Linked DNA regions of Homo sapiens: region 2 is linked to region 1. A link is an interaction called in ENCODE POLR2A ChIA-PET data of the cell type or tissue named here. Cell type or tissue: PC-3. All regions are shown on one strand.

What was found. Peaks named below come from ENCODE experiments on the same cell type or tissue, not always from the same donor. Only the 100,000 strongest peaks of a DNase experiment are listed, where the experiment ranks them.
Region 2: POLR2A ChIA-PET joins it to region 1 with 11 read pairs; 1 of 35 experiments calls an interaction of 5 or more read pairs at or near these places.

What each region holds. Positions count from the first base shown.
Region 1 is chr15:48,926,763-48,931,762 of GRCh38, forward strand. The region is part of intron 1 of SHC4 (SHC adaptor protein 4); the gene reads right to left. Among named protein-coding and RNA genes, the nearest start is that of SHC4, 35 kb to the right of the region's middle. In PC-3, no CTCF peak of the experiment used is centred here; DNase peaks (open chromatin) are centred at 2,339, 2,489 and 3,049; H3K4me3 peaks cover 1,509 bases; H3K27ac peaks cover 4,255 bases.
Region 2 is chr15:50,209,937-50,214,936 of GRCh38, forward strand. All of the region lies in intron 4 of SLC27A2 (solute carrier family 27 member 2), which reads left to right. Among named protein-coding and RNA genes, the nearest start is that of SLC27A2, 30 kb to the left of the region's middle. RefSeq lists an enhancer at 821-1,400. In PC-3, no CTCF peak of the experiment used is centred here; no DNase peak of the experiment used is centred here; H3K27ac peaks cover 1,674 bases.

The sequences.
Region 1 (5,000 bases):
GTATAATAGTATTTCTGAGCAGATTGTGCAGGTAGAACTCCTTGATGCACCGAGTGCTGCCTGGAGCCTGGTGCTGGGAAGAGCATGCTGGCCGGGACAATCACCCTGCCAGTCTCATCCAGACTCCTGTTAGTCACACTCAGTTACACTCCTCTTGGGATCTCTAGTACTGAAACATTTTGGATATTTTACTCTGTCCCCATCACACTAGTAAGAAACATTTTGGATATTTTACTCTGTCCCCATCACACGTAACTTCCCAAGCCTTGGGTACCTTAAGGAAGTTGTGTCTAGAGATTTCTCTTCAACTGTAAGTGTTATTAGGAGAAGAAAGCTAGATATAGGAAGTAGGTTAGAAAGCCCATCTCAGAATTGTCAAGAAAGGAAATTCCAAGCATCCAAGCTCCACGTCCAGGTGGCATGAAAAGATTGTCCATATGTCTTCACTGACTTCTCTGGCTTTTGGTACCTTCCAGCGCCCTCTTCCACCCCAGAGCCTAGGTCTTGCGTCCCTATATCCTGCAGTCCTGGCTCTGGAAAGAGTGGACTCCCCACACAGGCTGGAGAGCAGGCCTGGATCCCCTCCAATACCCCCAGGAGGTCTTGTTGGTGAGGAGGTGGGTATCATCTTTCCCTTTAGCTGTAAATCACCGATTGAAGACAAGGTGATATCAACTGGCCCATCCGTGCACACTTTTTGAAAAGGTGACCAAGCACCTACATTTTTCACACTCCGCTGTGGTGGTTCTTCAAAACTTTATATCAGATCGTGTTCCTCCACCACATGAAACCCCTGGCATCTATGATCAAAACAATCTCGTTACTATAAACCCCTAGACCCTGGGGTTCCTGGCCCCAGCTCACCCCTTCAGCTTCATCTGTGTCACTGTCCCCTTACACACTTTGCTGCCACATTGGCCTCCTTTCTACTCCTCAAATACACCCCAGCTCTTCCCTGCACTTGACATTCTGTCCGCCTGGCTCTCCTACACAGTTCTGCAGGACAAACCCCTTCTCATCTTTCAGGTTTCAGTTCAAATGACACACCTCAGAGGCCCCCTCCTGCCACCCTTCATCTCAGCCCCTATTCATCACTGATTGATTATTGGTTTACTTGTTAATTTGCTTGTCTAGTACCTCTTTCTATTCCCTTGGCTATAACCACCATAAGATTAAAGATCACAATCACTGCCATATTCCCTGCAACAGTGCCTAGGATCTGGTGGGCACTCGATAAACACTTGTTGAAAGAATGAATGAAGCATCTTTTGTTCAATTCTATTGTACCTTTACAATGAGTGGGGGCTAGGGCGAGCCGAGGGACGGAGGGAGGTGAAGGCTTGGCTGGTCTCTCCACCCAGGAGTACAAGAGCACCCAGGACTCAGCCTCAGGTGCTACAGGCCAGAACAACGTCTTTGCAAGGTTTCTAGATTTCTCAGCAATGTACTTCATGTTTGTTATTTTTGTTGTTCTTCATTTTGGAGTGGCAACACACAACCTAGACCGAGGAGGTTTTGTAGTGAAGTGGGAAGCTGGCAAGAATGTGCCCTACTTCTCAGGCGGGCTATAAGCTGTGGGTGGGAACAGCCCTGGATGATAGAGTTGACAGTGGGAACTTTAAAAGGAAAGGAGAGTACAGAACAGAAACAGACATTTATGTTCAGACAGAAATGTCTGAACAGGAGGGGGACAAAGGGACAAACGGAAACAGCTGGAACAAGGACACCCAAGGCTGATCAAGTTTGAGACCCACGTGAGGAGAGTGTCAAAGTGAAGGCTATTCTCAGCCCAGTTATTAAATAAGTTGCCATTCATTTTGGTTATCAATGAGGAGAGGAATTTTTAGTGTCTTGGGGGTGAGAGGAATTCCTCCACGGTGTCGTTCTTAATCACACTTCATGGTTATAACCACCTTATCTGCTTCGGACTAAGGCAAGCCCAAGCATTGCTTCGGGATCCCCTTCCCTTCATGTGAACCTCTGTTTTGATTCATACACTTGTCTGTCAGCTATGGCACAGGTGACTCCCTGTTGCAGGGAATATGGCAGTGACTGTGATCTTTACTCTTACGGTGGTTATAGCCAAGGGAATAAAAAGAGGTACTAGACAAGCAAATTAACAAGTAAATCAATAATCAATCAGTGATGAATTGGGGCTGAGATGAAGGGTGGCAGGAGGGGGCCTCTGAGGTGTGTCATTTGAACAGAAGTTTCTGGAAAAACATGAGTCATGGCCTGAGATGATTGACAATGAGGACAAGTCCCCTTCCACTGTGGGCATGTGTTGAGAAAATCACAACTGATTTTTGCCACAATTACCCCAAAGACAAGAATGGAGTGAGTCTTCCCATTGACTCACACAATCCATTTCACTTAAAAAACACCGTGGTGAGGAAGCGGGGAGGGGGCGGTGCATAAAAATACTCTGTCCACTTCTTTCTTTAGGTGTTTGATGACTGCATAAGCAGATAGTGGCTGAATATCAAGGCCCGAGAGAGGAGAAGTTTAGTTTGTTAGCTATAAACTGGAGATGACAATACTTCTCATTCACGTATTAAATGCGGATCTGCATAAGACATGGGCTCTGTTCTTAAGAAACCTGGCCCCATTCAGATAGGACAACCATGAAAAGAGATGACCTATCTTTTCTTTTTATGAGATTAGTCATTGTTGCTAACTTTATTTAAGAGATGAGGAAATTGAAGCCTATTAAAGAGAAGTGCCTGGCTCAGTTTCATTTATTCACTGGTACTGAATCAGGGTTTATTCTAGAGTCTGCAGTCCATTGCTAGGACCCTGTATAACAGAAAAAGTGAAAAGAGGAGTTATCCTGCTGGCTGCCACTACCCTCCCTTTGGTCTACCCAGGAACACGGTGAACAGTGTCGAGACGGGGGACCACAATGGTAACAGCAGATGTGAGTCCAAACTGCTCTGGGAACTGCAGGAGGTGAGACAGAGGACACTCCCTAATTCCCCACCCTGTGGTGAGGAGAGGACACTGAAGACCTTTATTTGGAGCCTTACAGGAACAGTGGGAAAGCAGCGGAGCTCAGCGTTGCTCAGACAACCTGCCCATTCAGCCCCCAGCATAGGTTTACCTAACTCCCAACTCGCTTCCTCCCTTTATGCCCCAAGGCAGTCATAATATTTTTGTACTGTCTGAGCTTCAACCACTTGCTCCCAGGGAGAGGTGAACAGCCTATTTATGGCCATGTGTATCTTGGGCTTTGCTCTCCAGAGAAGAAATTACTGGGATTTTCAGAGGAAAGGAATGATAGTTACTTATGGGAAGTCTCATCCTAACTCTCTTACAGAATGATGACTACAAGCACGCTACCTAAAGAAAAAAAAGATACATATTCTTATACTCTTAGAAAGAAGGTCTGCAGGATAATAAGAAACTAACAGTGGTTGCTTTTGGAAGTGGGAGAGAGGCAGGTTTTTACTTTTTACTTTATACTTTTGTACTGTTTATACAAATAAGTGTAAACATATTTATTTTTAAAAATAAGTAGTAGTATTAGTTTAGATTTGAAAAATAAAATGAGCAAAGCTCACTACTTCATCTATAAGAACCACAGTTTTATTGAGTAGGGTGAAATCTCTTTTTATACATGGCTTATTCCCTTTCTCAGAATATACCTGCATCTTGGCTAGGAGTATGGGAGAATATTTTTCAAGAGAAGTTTAAGGCACAGGCCCTGCACTTGGTAAGTTTATAATAAGAGTGCTAAGACAAGGAAGAAAATCACTTCCCAGCTACTTGGGAGGCTGAGGCAGGAGGATCACTTGAGCCCAGGAGTTTAAGGCTGCAGTCAGCTACAATCGTGCCATTGCACTCCAGCCTGGGGGACAGAGCGAGACCCTGTCTGTAAATAAAAAATAAATAATGAATTAAAAACAAACACTGAAGAACAGTATATAATCAACTATGATATAAGGAGGGTCTGACCTTCATGCAATAAATGTTCAACAATGGTAGAGGCCACCAAAATGGCAGGAAAACACAGCAGGATATTTCTGCCACCTTTAAATAATTTTTAGTCTTTCCCATTTAAAAAAAATGGGAGAGTAAGAAACAGGGACATTCCCTTCATAACCTTGAAACACTGTCTCACTTTCTTCCTTTCACTCATGCCTCAACTCACAATAGTAAAGTTTCTGGCCTCATCACTCTAGTGAAACTGCCTGAGCAAACCAACTACTTCCTCAAAGTTCCTTTAGTGAACGATTTTTGTTTTCCTACTCACCTATTGGGGTCACCTACCGCTGTCGACCTTTACTCAATCCCTTCATTTTCCTCTGAACTCTCTTCTTTAGCTTTCCTGAGAACATTTTCTCCAATTCCTCATCTTCTCTGACTATTCGTTCTCAGTCTCCTTTGCTAGTTTCTTATTTTTTAAAAACAATGGTTCCTTCTCTCCCTATACCAGTGATTCTCAACCCTGACTGCATATTAGAATCACTTGGGAAGTATTAAAAATTCTGATTCCTAGGTTCTACTCTAGTCTAATAAAATCAGTCTCTAGCATGTACACTCCTTTGCTTTCAATTACTGCCTCATGCTCATGCCACACACATTTTTAGCCCAGGTTTTCTCCCACCTTCAGATGTGTATTGGCACATGAATATTCTAATTGCATCTCAAATTCAATACATTCAAATTATTCCTCTACTTACATTTCTGATCTAAACCAATAGTATCACTATCTACCTAATTACATAAACCAGAAAAGTCAACTCTTACTTTTTTTTCAAATCCATCAACCAATCAAGAGGTAAGCCGCATCCTTTCAATCTCCCTATCATCGTCATAACTTCCCTGTCTTCTTCCCTGAACTCTGCACACTACCCCCAGCATTTACTATCCAAGTTTAGGCACATTCTTTCTCTCAATTGCAATACTGGGGTCTCATCATATTCATGGGCAAAGCATATGAATTCAACTGCATCCATTTGGCAGGCAGAAAGCGAGAGATTAGCCCCTTTGTTATCTCC
Region 2 (5,000 bases), 1.3 Mb after region 1:
GATAACAGTGACTGACATAGTAGGCTGAGAAGGGTGAAACTTAAGAGGCAAGTCCCAACAGGAAGGAAGCCAGTTGCCTTCCTGAAGGCTGAGAAATTGCAGGCTTTGAATACAGCTGAAGGTGGGATGAAGTGTCAGACTTAAAACAGGGGAGTTATTTGAAAATCTGTGTAAGAAGTAAAATACGGAGGACAGGATCATGGCGAGCGGGAGGCAGGACTAGATTGTGGCTCCAGACAGAGCAGCATGAGAGGCTCACATTGTGAATTTTAGCTCCAGCTTGACTGCAAGAACTAACCAGCAACCCCAAGAGGACCCACAGACCCTCTGAAAGAAGTGGATTGCTCCTAGAGGACCCGGGAGACACCCCAAATACTGTGATCGCCCCAACTGCAGAAGTGGGAAAGGGAGACCCTCATCTCCCGAACACATACTGGAGAAGCTGAAGGTCTGTTTGTAGAACTTCCCGACTTTACCTGGAGCCTCGTCAAGTTAGAGAGCCAAACCGAGCAAAATACAAAGGTAGAGGAAGCTGCAGAAAGGCCCTGGGAGCTCACTGGCTCCCCTAGCAGCCCATTCCCGCCTGGCACCACAGGGATCCATCAGGAGGGTGGCCAGAGGAGCAGGGGGCAAAACTCCACAGGGAGAAGGAATTCTCTAGCTAAACTTTGGGATAATTTGAACGGGGCAAGAAGACTCCTGGCCAGAACTCCAGGGAGGGTGTGAATCTGGCTTGCAGACTCCACAGGCGGAGAAGAACTAAAGCCCTTTCTTTAACAGCTGGGAGGCAGAAAGCCTTGGGCAAGTTTTCAAGCCTGACTCGCCCTCCACCTGGAAACAGACTCGGGGCCGTTGAGGGGGCACGGTGGGAGTGAGACCAGCCCTTCAGGTTGCCTGGAAGCTGGGTGAGGCCTGTGACTGCCAACTTTCCCCCACTTCCCTGACAACCTGCATGACTCAGCAGAGACAGCCATAATCCTCTTAGGTACACAACTCCAGTGACCTGGGAATCTCGCCCCCATCCCCCACAGCAGCCACAGCAAGACCTGACCAAGGAGAGTCTGAGCTCAGACAGGCCTAGCCCTGGCCCCACCTGATGGTCCTTCCCTATCCACCTTGGTATCAGAGGACAAAGAACATATAATCTTAGGAATTCTAGGGCCCTGCCCACTGCTGGTGCCTGTCCACACTATTACAGCTGATGCTTTCTGGAAAGTACCACCTCCTGGCAGGAGGCCAACAGCACAAAACAGGGAATTAAACCACCAAAGTTAAGGATCCCATGGAGTCATTGCATCCTCTGCCACTTCCACTGGAACAGGTGCTGGTATCCATGGCTGAGAGACCCATAAATCATTCACATCACAGGACTCTGTTCAGACAACCCCCAGTACCAGCCCAGAGCCAGGTAGACTTGCTGGGTGGCTAGACCCAGAAGAGAGACAACAATCACTGCAGTTCGGCTCACAGGAGCCACATCCATAGGAAAAGGGGGAGAGTATTACATCAAAGGAACACCCCATGGGACAAAATTCTGAACAACACCCTTCAGCCCTAGACCTTCCATCTGACAGAGCCTACCCAAATGAGAAGGAATCAGAAAACCAACCCTGCTAATATGAAAAGCCAAGGCTCATCAACATCCCCAAAAGATCACACTAGTTCACCAGCAACGAATCCAAACCAAGAAGAAATCCCTGATTTGCCTGAAAAATAATTCAGGAGGTTAGTTATTAAGCTAATCAGGGAGGAACCAGAGAAATATGAAGCCCAATGCAAGGAAATCCAAAAAAACGTTACAAGAGTGAAAGGAGAAATATTCAAGCAAATAGATAGCTTAAAGAAAAAAACAGGGCCAGGCATGGTGGCTGAAGCCTGTAATCCCAGCACTTTGGGAGGCTGAGGCAGGCAGATCACAAGGTCGGGAGATTGAGACCATCCTGGCTAACACAGTGAAACCCCTTCTCTACTAAAAATACAAAAAAATTAGCTGGAGTGGTGGCAGGCACCTGTAGTCCCAGCTACTCGGGAGGCTGAGGCAGGAGAATGGCATGAACCTGGGAGGCAGAGCTTGCAGTGAGCCAAGATCGCGCCACTGCACTCCAGCCTGGGAGACAGAGTGAGACTCTGTCTCAAAAAAAAAAAAAAAAAAAAGTAAATGAAAAAAACAAGCAAAAATTCAGGAAACTTTGGACACACTTTTAGAAATGCTAAATGCTCTGGAAAGTCTCAGCAATAGAATTGAACAAGTAGAAGAAAGAAATTCAGAGCTCGAAGTCAAGGTCTTTGAATTAACCCAATAAATAAAGACAAAGAAAAAATAATAAGGAAATATGAACAAAGCCTCCAAGAAGTCTAGGATTAAAAGACCAAACCTAAGAATACTTGATGTTCCTGAGGAAGAAGACAATTCTAAACACTTGAAAAACATATTTGGGTGAATAATTGAGGAAAACTTCCAAGCCTTGCTAGACCTAGACATGCAAATACATGAAGCACAAAGAACACCTGGGAAATTCATCACATAAAGATCTTTGCCTAGGCACATTGTCATCAGGTTATCCAAAGTTAAGACCAAGGAAAGAATCTTAAGAGCTGTGAGACAGAAACACCTGGTGACCTACAAAGGAAAACCTATTAGATTAACAGATTTCTCAGCAGAAACCCTACAAGCTAGAAGGGATTGGGGCCCTATCTTCAACCACCTCAAACAAAACAAGTGTAAGCCAAGAATTTTGTATCCAGCAAAACTAAGCATCATATATGAAGAAAAGATACAGTCGTTTTCAGACAAACAAATGCTGAGAGAATTCGCCATTACCACGTTACCACTACAAGACCTGCTAAAAGAAGCTCTAAATCTTGAAACAAATCCTGCAAACACATCATAACACAACCTCTTTACAGTATAAATCACACAAGACCTATAAAACAAGAATACAAGTGAAAAAGCAAACAACAAAAAAACAAAAGTTCACAGGCAACAAAGAGCATGATGAAAGCAACAGTACCTCACATTTCAATACTAACATTGAATGTAAATGGCCTAAATGCTCCACTTAAAAGATACAGAACTGCAGAATGGATAAGAACTCACCAACCAACTGCTGCCTTCAGGAGACTCACCTAGCACATAAGGACTCACATAAACTTAAAGTAAACAGGTAGAAAAAGGCATTTCATGTGAAAGGACATGAAAAGTGAGCAGAGGTAGCTATTCCTATATCAGACAAAACAAACTTTAAAGCAACAGTGGTTAAAAGAGACAAACAGAGACAGTATAGAATTGTAAAAGGCCTTGTCCAGCAGGAAAATATCACAATCCTAAATATATATGCACCTAACACTGGAGCTCCCAAATTTATAAAGCAATTGCTACTAGACCTAAGAAATAAGATAGACAGCAACACAATAACAGTGGGGGACTTCAATACTCCACTGACAGCACTAGACAGGTCATCAAGACAGAAAGTCAACAAAGAAACAATGGATTTAAACTATACTTTGGAACAAATGGACTTAACAGATATATACAGAACATTTCATCCAACAGCAGCAGAATACACATTCTATTCAACAGCGCATAACTTTCTAACTTTCACCAAGATAGACCACATGGTGGCCCATAAAATGAACTTCAATAAATTTAAGAAAATTGAAATTATATCCAGCACTGTCTCAGACCACAGTGGAATAAAACTGGAAATTAACTCCAAAGGAACCTTCAAAACCATGCAAATACAGGGAAATTAAATAACCTGCTCCTGAATGAGCATTGGGTCAAAAACAAAATCAAGACAGAAATGAAAAAATTCTTCAAACTGAACGACAATAATGACACAACCCATCAAAACCTCTGGGATACAACAAAGGCGGTGCTAAGAGGAATCTTCATAGCCCTAAACGCCTGTAACAAAAACACTGAAAGAGCACAAACAGACAATCTAAGGTCACACCTCAAGAAACTAGAGAAACAAGAACAAACCAAACCCAAACCCAGCAGAAGAAGGGAAATAACCAAGATCAGAGCAGAACTAAATGAAATTGAAACAAACAAACAAACAAAAAAAAAGATAAATGAAACAAAAAGCTGGTTCTTTGAAAAGATAAAATTGATAGACCATTAGTAAGATTAACCAAGAAAAGAAGAGAAAAAATCCAAATAACCTCACTAAGAAACAAAACAGGAGATATTACAACTAACACCACTGAAATACAAAAGATCATTCAAGGCTACTATGAACACCCTTACGCACATAAACTAGAAAACCTAGAAGAGCTAGATACATTCCTGGAAAAAATACAACCCTCCTGGCTTAAATCAGATTAAATCAGAATTAGATACCCTGGAACAGACCAATAACAAGCAGGAAGATTGAAATGGTAATTTAAAAATTACCGACAAAAAAAAGTCCAGGACCAGATGGATTCACAGCAGTATTCTACCAGATGTTCAAAGAAGAATTGGTACCAATTCTTTTGACACTATTCCACAAGATAGAGAAAGAAGGAACCCTCCCTAATTCATTCCATAGAGCCAGAATCACCCTAATACCAAAACCAGAAAGGACATAACCAAAAAAGAAAACTGCAGACCAATATCCTTCATGAACACAGATGCTAAAATCCTTAACAAAATACTAGCTAGCCAAATCCAACAACATATCAAAAAGATAATCCACCATGATCAAGTGGGTTTCATGCCAGGGATGCAGGGATGGTTTCACATATGCAAGTCAATAAATGTGATACAACACATAAACAAAATGTAAAAAATCACATGATAATCTCAATAGGTGCAGAAAAAGCATTCAACAAAATCCAGCATCTCTTTATGATTAAAACTCTCAGCAAAATCGGCATACAAGGGACATACCTTAAAGTAATAAAACCCATCTATAATAAACCCACTGCCAACATAATACTGAATGGGGAAAAGTTGAAAGCATTCCCCCTGAGAACTGGAACAAGACAAGGATGCCCATTCTCACCACTCCTCT